Linked DNA regions of Homo sapiens: region 2 is linked to region 1. Evidence: chromatin contacts called from ENCODE Hi-C or POLR2A ChIA-PET data. All regions are on one chromosome and are shown on one strand. The core of a region is the stretch at or near the end of the contact, and the rest is flanking DNA. Distances in the headings are between cores, read along the strand shown. Region 1 overlaps ARHGAP17 (Rho GTPase activating protein 17). Region 2 holds the start of LINC02175 (long intergenic non-protein coding RNA 2175).

What was found. A loop is a pair of places that touch in the nucleus more often than their neighbours do. ChIA-PET counts read pairs that join two places held with the same protein, here RNA polymerase II (POLR2A). Pooled maps may share reads with other maps.
Region 2: a loop to region 1 is called in a pooled map, with 2.7 times the contacts of the local background. The contact joins the promoter of LINC02175 here to the enhancer-like site in region 1. A Hi-C loop is called at or near these places in 6 of 168 maps with a recorded cell type or tissue (cardiac septum, gastrocnemius medialis, heart left ventricle and 2 more) and 11 of 50 pooled maps. POLR2A ChIA-PET finds 5 or more read pairs at or near these places in 5 of 52 experiments (Caco-2, GM12878, MCF 10A and 2 more).

Annotation. Positions count from the first base shown.
Region 1 is chr16:24,973,448-24,978,813 of GRCh38, reverse strand. ARHGAP17 (Rho GTPase activating protein 17) reads left to right here. Exons shown (of 20, transcript NM_001006634.3): 3 at 1,495-1,599. Among named protein-coding and RNA genes, the nearest start is that of ARHGAP17, 39 kb to the left of the region's middle. Within about 2 kb of position 3,238, at least 6 of the 41 ENCODE cell types and tissues checked have a DNase peak (open chromatin) inside an H3K27ac peak, as active enhancers do; they include GM12878 and gastrocnemius medialis, where a contact is called at or near this core.
Region 2 is chr16:25,063,171-25,068,536 of GRCh38, reverse strand. It overlaps LINC02175 (long intergenic non-protein coding RNA 2175), which reads right to left and starts at 1,650. Exons shown (of 2, transcript NR_135197.1): 1 at 891-1,650; 2 at 1-758. RefSeq lists a silencer at 1,358-1,747.

The DNA.
Region 1 (5,366 bases), core at 1,989-4,488:
GTTTTGTTGCATGATGATGAAAAGGGGATCTGAAACCCAGCTACCTGGGTTCGAATCTCACGTCTGCGCTGGTTAGCTTTGTGGCCTCAGGGATTTACTGAACTTCCCTGCGCCTCAGTTTCCACTTCTCTAAACTGAGGGAAAGGCCTTATCCACCTCACAGGTTGTTAGGAGGGTTTAATGAGTTAAGCAGGAACAGCACTGGGAACGGAGCCTGGCACGTGGTAAGTGCTAGATATTAGTGATCTATTATTATTACTGCCACTGCAAGCCACAGAGACTGTCTGTTTCTGACGTGAAACATCCCTTGATTTGCCCTGTGTTCTTCTGCCTTTTTTTCAGTCTCTGTTAGAGCAGTTGTGTGGCATTTCCCCAGGGGGCTGTGCATCCCAGCGGGGCAGAACCAGCATTTATTTGCTGTTGATTCTTGAATACCTTGCACAGGAACTCAGTAGACATGGGCCCTCTCAACGAATATTAAATGAGCACCTTCTGTTTCTGTGAAAGATAACGTCCCAGGCACTGGGAGAAATCAGTGAACAAAACAGATCCAGGCTTCTGTCCTTGTGGAGTTTACATTCTAGTGGAAATTGGAATCAAAATTAAATCATGGAATTTGTTCATTTTTTGCTTTTCTCTGGTGGCAAATGAATGTGGATTAGTTTTCTAATGTTTGAAAATCTGGTCATTGCAAGATTTGGGGAAGGTAATGTGGAATCTGCTCCTAAATCTCCCATTGCCTGCCAGCCCTGAGTCCTGGGGCTATGGGCTTGGATCTGAAGAAACGCTGCCCTTTTGAGAAAGAGGCACAGACCATCTCGATGCGTAAAATGGTTTGGGGTCAAATGTATTCTGTTTTGAATTTGTTGATTTATCTTTAAAATAGAAAGCATCCCAAAGGGCCTGCTCTCATTCTTCATGAGTCATCAGAATACACATTTTTGGCATTCCTTCCTGTAAAAAGCGGCTCTCTTTGCCATAAACAGCCATATTCTAGCAATAGTATTTTGGGAAGCTGCTTATGATGCGTGGGTCCCCTAAGTCAGTGTTTCTTATTGCTGACTGTCCATTCTGCTTTAGAGGTTTATTTAAAACACACACACACACACCCCAAACCCAATAAGGAATAATTTTGAAAACACAGATCTTGCAGTTAAATTGTGGAACGTTTATTTTGCTGCTTCTGTCTGATGTACATTGTGTGGAAGGCTCAGTTGCCATGAACTGGAGAGAGCTCTTTGGCATCTCTGGTTTTTTCCAGTTGGCAGTGGGTCTGGGCCCGGATCATTCATTTTCATTTCTGCCTGGTCCAACCTGGTGCTTTTCTGGTGCTGTAGTGTGTAAACTGACTGGCGCCACTCAGTGTGATAGCAAGGTGTAGCCAAGATCATCCCTTTTCCCTGCATGTAGATTCAGCCATGCTTTTCCTACCAGCATGCAGACACCACAAAAGAAAGAGGATGAATTTGTTCTCTTTTGTCTCTGCCTTGTCAGATTGAGAGACGCCTGGACACGGTGCGGTCAATATGCCACCATTCCCATAAGCGCTTGGTGGCATGTTTCCAGGGCCAGCATGGCACCGATGCCGAGAGGAGACACGTGAGTATCAGATGTGACTCAGACCCACAGTTCCTGCGTCTCTCTGAGGCTTTTCAACCCCTGGATTGGTTGGTTGTCCTAAGTGGCATCAGTGGATCAGCCTTTGGTGACTTCTATCACCAAGCACGCTCATGACACCTGCGTGACCATAGCATTCTTTTGTGTTTAAGACATCGCTGGGCTGGAAGCCCTCCTTACACGGAATCTTCTCCAGGTGCTTTTAAAAGCTCCACGATCATGTGTCATTGATAAGAGAATGGCTGTGTCGGTTATGCATCTTTTGCTGGCAGAAAGCGGAAAGCCTGTCTTAAATTGACATTGAAGTAGAAGTAATGTATTGGTTTGCTAACTGAAAAGTCCAGAGGTTGGGATGGACTTGAGGTCAGGGTTTATCTAACATTTTAGTAATGTAATGAAAAACCCAGTTTCTTTCCTTCTCTCTCCTGTGCCCTCAGTGTCTGCTTTGTCCCTAGACAGGCATCCTCATGATGGCAAGTTGGCTATTGGCAGCTTCTATGGGCTGCTTGTTCCTTGAGTGTGGCCAGTGGGAGTAGAGAGCCTCTCTCCCAGTAGTTCCCCTCCCCTCCCCTCTCGCCTCTTTTTCTTTTTTCTTTTCTTTTTGCTTCCCTTCCCTTTCCCCTTTCCCCTTTCCTTTCCCTTCTCTTCTCTTTCTTTTCTTTTCTTTCCTGACAGGGTCTCACTCCATGACCCAGGCTGTAGTGTGGTAGTACAGTCACAGCTCACTGCAGCCTCAAACTCCTGGGCTCAAGAGATCCTCCTGCTTCAGTCTCCCAAGCAGCTGAGACCACAGTACACACCACCATGCCTGGCTAATTTTTTAAATTTTTTTGTAGAGATGGGGATCTTGCTTTGTTACCTAGGCTGATGTAGAACTCCTGGCCTCAAGCAGTCCTCCCACCTGGGCCTTCCAAAGTGCTGGAATTACAGGCATGAGCCACCATACTTGGCCCCAGTAGTTTTTCTTGATGGAGTGAGAAAGCTGCTTTTTCCAAGCTCTTGGCAGATTGAAAGCGCGTTCCATTGCATTGATTTGTGTGGAGTTACATTCCCCGTTTTTGACTGTTTCTGTTCCACCCTAGTTACCATGGATAGGGGGTGAGGTGGGGTGAGGAGATGGGATGTGCCGATTGGTTTAAGTTAGTTTGGCCCAGACCTAGAGCATGGGCTGTGGTCCTACTCCTAGCTCATAGACTTTATCAAGGCCAGGGTAGATCCCTGAGAAAAATCAGGATACTAGTATAGAGAGGAAGAGGGATGGACTCTAGGAGAGCCATCCGGTGTCTTTTCCAAGGTCCACTTGTTCAGAGCGTTCAGTTCCTAGGTAGAGCCAGTGGAGCACAGCAGCCTTTGTTCATGAGGGAGTTCCATCCTTGCTTTTACAAGTCCCCAGCTTATGAGCATGCGGTAAACCTTAGACCCCATGCAACATTGAAGTGACAGTTTCGGTGACACACAGGGAAGCTATGATTTGGTGTATTGTCACCAGGTGTCTCAAAAGTGAGAACTATTAATAGTATGCAGATGATCTGTGTTACCCTTTTATGTTTCCTACAGACTTTTATGGGGCACCCTGGCAGCAGGGTTTTTCCACTCTTGCACAACAGTGAGGATTCTGCAATCATGTCTGTCATAGGAATGGAAGTTTGCATACACCTATGCTTCCACACTTGCCTCAAAGCTCTGTCCCTCGGAACCAGACCCAGCCTACTGGTTCTGCTTCCTGGAGCTCCTTGTCCTTCTGTTGCCTTCTTCTGCTCTGCTTACCCTTTTCACATTGTTTCATTAAGTTCTCTGCTTCTCTTATTCTCCAAGTCATATTCTCTGGGCCACCTCCTCTGTTCTTATGGCTTCTAACTGATGTGTTTATGCCAGTGACTTCTAAGCCATTTTCAACCAAGCAAAAAACTTCCTCTCTTAGATGTCTATTCTAGCATGCATGATCAGTTCTTCCTTCTGTGTTGACTCTCTGAATTCCATCCACCCTTTTATGCAGGCTGGAAACTGGGGGGCTTTCTTATATTCCTTGTTATTTTTTATTTTCAAGACAGGGTCTCACTCTGTTGTCCGTGCTGGAGTGTAGTGGCACGATCCCGGCCCATTGCAACATTAACCTCCTGGGCTCAAGCCATCCTTCGACCTCAACCTTTAAGTAGCTGGGACTACAGGCTTGCGCCACCAAGCCTGGCTAATTGTTTGTTTGTTTTTTTCGTAGTAGAGATGAGGTCTCATCTGTTGCCCAGGCTGGTCTTGAACTCCTGGGCTCAAGCAGTTCTCCCGCCTTGGCCTCTCAAAGTGTTGGGATTACAGGCATGAGCTACTGTGCTGGGCCTCGCTTTTATTTTATCCTCCAAACCCCATAACTGCCTAATTAGAAAGTCCTTTGATTTCTCTCTGTGAATATTTTAAATTGCTCATCTCCATTGCATCTCTACCACCTTGGCCTTAATGCAAGACCTGACTCCCTCTCACCTGGACTGTTGTAGTCACCTCCTGAGCTACATTTCCTGTCTGTAATTTCCTTTCCAGTCTGTCTTCAACCTGATCACCAGAGTCAATTTCCTGAAACACAAATCAACCCTATTATCCTCCTGCCTAAAAAAAAAAATCTTGGCTCAGTGGTTCTTAACAGGGACCAGAATTACACCCCTGGGGGCATATGGAAATGTGTAGAGACAGTTCGGTCATCACAGGGACTGGCAGGCACCACTGGCATTTGGAGGGTGAACCGAGATGCTAAGCATTTTTTGTTTGTTTGTTTGTTTTTTGAGATGGAATCTTGCTGTGTCGCCCAGGCTGGAGCGCAGTGGTTGATCCCGGCTCACTGCATCCTCCACCACCCGGTTCAAACGATTCTCCCACCTCAGCCTCCCGAGTAGCTGGGACTACAGGTGCACGCCACCAAGCCTGGCTAATTTTTGTATTTTTAGTAGAGACAGGATTTCACCATGTTGACCAGGCTGGTTTCCAACTCCTGACCTCAAGTGATCCTCCCTCCTCGGCCTCCCGAAGTGCTGGGGTTATAGGCGTGAGCCTCCGTGCCTGGCCAAGATGCTAAATGTTTTGTAGTGCCTGGTGAAATAGTTCCACACAGGAAGTATCTTAATGTTAGAAGTGCTTCTTCTGAGGGACACTGGCTGGTTCCCATTGCCTGGGATAAAGTCCACACTCTTTAGATGACTTAAGCCCTTTCTCAGCTGATTCCATTTCTCCTTATCAGCTTCATTGTCTCCTGCTGCTTCCCGTTCACACCCTGTGCCAGCCACATAACACTCACCAGTCCCCAAATATGTCACTGTCCCTCACAGTTCTATCTAGTTCCTGTTGTCTTCCTTGAGACGCAGTCCAAGACATATATTCAATAGAAACAAATATTTATCAAACACCTACTGTGTACAAGTGCTGGAGATATAAAATGAATGAAATGTAAGTTTTCATGGTCTCATGGGGGAGATACATACAAATGGATCATTATAAAACAAGATGCTCAATAAAACATGCACAGGGTTTTATGGGGGGCCCAGAATGGGTACCAGAGGAAGAGGGAGGTAGTTAGGTGAGGCTTCCTGGAGGAGGTGGTGTCTGCCCTATAAAGGAGGGAAATTAGTGGCAGGTGGTGGGAATATTCCAGGCAGCTGGGGCAAAGTGCTTGGCCCTCATTTCTGAAACCTAATGCTTTAGCTTTCCTTTTCCAACGTCAAACGAAAGTGCCAAAGACAGGGCTTTGAGGATGCCTACACTTTGCACTT
Region 2 (5,366 bases), core at 401-2,900, 91 kb before region 1:
TCTGCAGAACAGGTGAAAGAAAAAAGCCAAGTAGACAGAGCCTTGGAAGTCAAAGAGTCACCCACATGCCTGACCCAGTCAGAAGAAAGGGGACCAAGCCAGGGCGGGAGGGACTGTGTGGGAAAGAGGAGGCTGAAAGGAGGAGAGACCGCGGGCAGAGGTGGACAAGGGACCAAGGTGAAGACCTTTGAGGTGCTTCTTGAACCACAGTGGTGAATGTCTTTCTGGACAAGAGTGCCAGTGCCCACCGCCATCACAGGACACAGCCCCATCCGCACTCCCGGGACAGCAACATCTCATTGTCCCAAACTCTGCCAATTTCATCAGTGAAAAGTGGAGCCTGGAAGCTTTGCATTTCTTCAATGACTTCGAATTTTTTAAAATGGTCTCACAGATTTCCTGGTCATCGGTATTTCATCTGAAAAGTCTCTTTCTGTGATATCTGCTCATTAGAGCGGAGTTCTTAAAATTATTAGAGAGTGTTATACATTCAGTATATTCACCTCTGTGGTGGTTGCTCTCAGTTTTGTCCAGTTAGTCATTCATCATAAATTTAACTTTGATATCATAATAAAACAGACAAAAGTGTAGTTATTATGTGCTTAAATCTACAGGTGCTTTTTTAAAAAGTTCTTTTTAGAGACAGGGTTTTGCCCTGTCGCCCAGGCTGGAGTGCAGTGGCGCGATCTTGGCTCACTTCAGCCTCCACCTCTTGGGTTCAAGCCATCCTCCTGCCTCAAACTCCAGAGCAGCTGGGACTACAGGTGAAAATATCACAATTATATGTTAGAGAGAGAGAGAATGAATCATTGTAAAACAATGAAAAGGTGAAGAATGTCTGTTACCTGTGTAAGTAACATCTACATCAACCCTCACCTGAAGTTCCTCACCTCTTCCCTTGCTCTTTTCTTCAGCCCAAACACGGTGTTCAACGTTCTTCCCAGTCACCGCCCAAGGCCGCTGTCTTAGCCCTGCCGTCATCACCTCTCTGAGCCTACTGCAGTAGCTTCCTATCTGGGTTCCCTTTCCATTCCTCCCGGGTCCCGACTCCATCGGCTGCCAGTTGACTTCCCACAGCACCAACTTTTCTCAGCCTTCTGCCTATGAGAGCTCCCCAAATTCTACCACGGGAGCCCTCAAACCATGATCCTCCCCAAAACGTGAACAGCAGCTTCTCGAACCATGGACAGATGGCACAGATGACAACCGAAGCCAATCACCACTGCCTGTCCCTGGAAGTGGACGCTCCGGGTCATGGGTGGCCATGTATCTCGGTCCTGCTATCCTGGGTGGTTGGAGGAATTCTAGCAGTGAGAGTTGAAAACCGCTCGGCGCGCGGCAAGAGAGGATGAAGCCCGAGTCTGACCTGGGAAGGGAGCTGCTCCCCGGGCAGTGGACCCCAGGGCTGGCGGGGAGGCGGCCTCGGTCAGCCCAGTTGGTCTCGGGCCGCTGGGCCTCAGCCCCCAAGCCTGGTGCCCGCTGGCCCCGGAGGAGCTGTCCCGCCCCCTCCGGCACTCGCCTTCCGGGGCTTGGTCGGCTAGCTGCTTCACGCGCGCGGGCTGGGGGCCCCAACGGCGGACGAGCGCTGCTCCCACCGCTCCAGCGCCCAGACTGTAGCGGCTCCGCCTCCGCGGTCCGTTGGCCCCGCCCCCACGTCTCTTCCGGGGCCCCGCCCACCCCCTTCGGGCCCGCCCAGCACGGCCTCCCCTTGTGGCCTGGAGCCCCAGGCCGAGGGCGCAGAGACCAGAAGGCCGAGCTGGGCGGCGACCCCCGTTCTTGCCCGGTCACTTCCTGCGGCGCCGCCTGCCCGCTGGCAAACTGTGGCTGGGAGACCCTTTAAATAGAACGTATTAGCCAAAACTAGAAGAGCAAAATATGTACCATGTTTCAATTTAATGGGATTGCCAGGTGTTTTAAGGGTCCGCCGCAACGGTCCCTCGAGTCCCGGGGTTTTTGTCCCCATCAGATCATTCGTGGTGTGGATCTTCCGGGAGGTTATGGGAAAGGGAGACCAGCAGCCGGCTCCGTGGGCGGCCATACTGCTCCCCCAGGAAGGCCAGGCAAATCTTCAGTGCTGGGATCCCCCTAGTACGTTCATTTTGTCTAGGGTCCAGGTGGGGCCATCGAGCCCCTTGCCCACAGGATTGGTCCTTTGGCATGCAGATAAGCAACACCGCCAAGAAAAGCCCATGGGGTCTTTAGGCTGTTAGGAGACCACCAGGGAGCCATTCCTAAATCTTCCCAGGTGATGGTTCCAAAAACCCTGGTGTTTGGGGAAAGGAAAAAGGGTTATCCACAGGACTATGCTGGAACACTTTCCCAAACAGTGTCTGCCTGGCTGTCCCAAGCAGCCGGTGATGGAGCGATGGTCATGAGGCTAGACCAAAGACCACAGAGTCTAGCCTCACTCTAGTGGAACTCAGGCACCCACCCGTTAGGATGTCGTGTTGCTGCTGCCCCCAGGTGGGAGCCTGGGAAACCACCTGGCCGACACGGGCCACACCTGATGGGACCTCACAAGGAGATACAGTCCATTAACGTTCGTCAGGGTGGGAAGAAGTGGCAACACCTACTGAGATAACAAAACTCATTAGCTGAAGGGCAAGCTGGCCAGCAACTGGCAGTGATGTTCTCAATAGTCCTGGCCGCCTTATAAAACCAGCTACTTAGGCCGGGCACGGTGGCTCACTCCTGTAATCCCAGCACTTTGGGAGGCTGAAGTGGGTGGATCACAAGGTCTAGGAGTTCAAGACCAACCTGGCCAGTATGGTGAAACCCCGTCTCTACTAAAAATACAAAAATTAGCCTGGTGTGGTGGTGGGCGCCTGTAGTCCTAGCTACTTGGGAGGCTGGGGCAGGAGAATCGCTTGAACCCGGGAGGAGGAGGTTGCAGTGAGCTGAGATCGCGCCACTGCACTCCAGCCCGGGAGACAGAGCAAGACTCCGTCTCTAAATAAATAAATAAACAAACAAACAAAACCAGCTACTTAGTAAAGGAGCAGCTAGTTAAAGCTAACCAGGGGTCCTCAATCAAGGATGGGCCACACTGTTTGTGATGCCAATCGTTTTATTCACACTCTTTACTCCATTGATGAAAGAGGGATTCCTTCCCCCCACGCTCCTGCCCCCGCCCCTGTCCCCACCCCCAGAGATACGGGGATGGCCGAACACACAACACTTGATGCAGGACGGATGCAATCAACAGCAGCTGACTGGTCACAGATACTCCAGTCCAGGGGAGAAGGACCCTGCACACTATGCAGGGCAATGTGGAGGCTACACTCCGGAACACGGTAACAAGGAGGGGCTGCTGGAGGCAGGCTTTGTAGTAACAAAAGTGCAGAGTGAGCCCTGGTTCCCACGGGAGGGTGTGACTGGCTTGTCTGAATAATTCGTCCTTGAGCTGGCAGGGAACTGAAGCCTACTGTTTGGGGATAAGCAGGCTCTGTGTCTGATCCCTAAAATAAGGAGAGTGTTTAGCCAGAGAATTTCATCTGCGGAAGCAGACAGGGAGCGAGGCTTGGAGTTCAGCCATTTGAGGCCCTCTTGATTTAAATGGATGTAAAGACAGAATTTGATATGAATCCTAATTTCAGGCCTTACACCACAATACACTATTAAAAAGTAAGTTTTCCGAGAACTAGTCATTGAGTTCAGTGTCACAAGATTTTAAATAAACATTCTAAACTCAACTGTGGCATAGTGGTTCACGCCTGTAATCCCAGCACTTTGGGAGGCCAAGATGGGAGGATTGCTTGAGCCAGAGGTTCGAGACCAGCCTGGGTAAGATGGTAAGGCCCTATCTCTACAAAAAAAATATATAAATTAGCCAGGTATGGTGATGAGAGCCTGTGGTCCCAGTTCCATGGGAGGCTGAGGTGGGAGGACCACTTGAGGCTAGGAGGTCAAGGCTGCATTGAGCCATATTCACGCTGCTGGGCTCCAGCCTGGGTGACAGAGTGAGACCTCATCTCAAAAAATAAAGAAAGAAGATAATTTCACCTATTGCTTAACATAGAAAATGGGAGCCCTCAGAATGAGACTCCCTTAACTTCCCCAAGAAACTTAACCATCCTTTTTTACTCTTACAGTTGTGAATGTCCTCCAGTAAAGACCACATGAAACACTTTGTAGTTAAGCAAGTTGGGTTTATTACTTGTTGCAAGGAGGGAAGACTCACACCATGAGGAGCCTATCAGTAAGAGGATGTTAGACCTTTAGGATCTGGGCTTTGGCTGGGTGATTTGGGGGAGGGTCCAGGGGTTTGCTCTGGATCGAGTGCTGATAGGAGGTAGGAAAATTCTATCATCCGGTAGCGGTATCTTTTCTAGAAAGAGGTTTGGCTGGAGTAGGGCTAAAGCTACAATGTGTAAAGAAGCCACAGTCACTCCTATCAGCTGGGAGAAGGGAATGTCTGGTATTCTGTGGGTGGCACAGTGACCTTGCTTTTGTCCTTACACAGAATGATGACGTGGTCTCGTGTCATCTCCTATCATCACCACTGCAGAGTGTCCTTGTGTGAGTGGTCTGCATGATTGTTTATGTCCAATAGGAGAACAACATGGCCTTGTTGTGGGCACCAGCCAGCTTCCAAAAACATACGGCCTGGCTCACAGCACCAGGCAAGCTCCTAGAAGTCAGTTTTGCTTTTCTGTTTTTCACAGTGGAGGAGGTGAGCCTTAAAGAGATCGATAAGGGTTTGCCCGGCAGAAGAAAACAGCGTGAGCAGAGGCATGGAGTCTGCAGTAGAACTGCATGTTAGGTGAACCTGATATAGGGTCAGGAGGGGTAGCAGGAGAGATTTCTGGACAGGCTTTCACACAGTGAATCGTGGAAGCTCCCCCAAATCACCCAGCCAAAGCCCAAATTATAAAGATCTAACATCCTCTTACTGATATGTTCCTCATGGTGTGAGTCTTCCCTCCTTGCAACAAGTAATAAACCAAACTTGCTTGACTACAGAGTGTTTCTGGTGGTCGTTACTGGAGGACATTCACAACTGTAACAGTGAAAAAGGATGGTTAAGTTTCTTGGGGGAAGTTAAGGGAGTCTCATTCTGAGGGCTCCCATTTTCTATGTTAAGCAATAGGTGAAATTATCTTATTTATTTTTTGAGTACAAGTTTTATCCTGAGGGATTTGAAGTGAGGAACTGACATGACCTGGGTTTGCATTTCAGAAAAATCCCCAGCAGCTGCGTGGGAGAAGGCTTGGTGACAAAGGGGAAGCCTCCTTTTCTTTCCCACACCCACAGCCCCTGCACCTGCTGTCCTCGCTCATCCGATCTATTGCAACACATCCTTATTCTACCTTTGGCCAGGGTGATTTTTCAGAATCACAGATCTTTTCCTGTAACTTCCTTAAAAC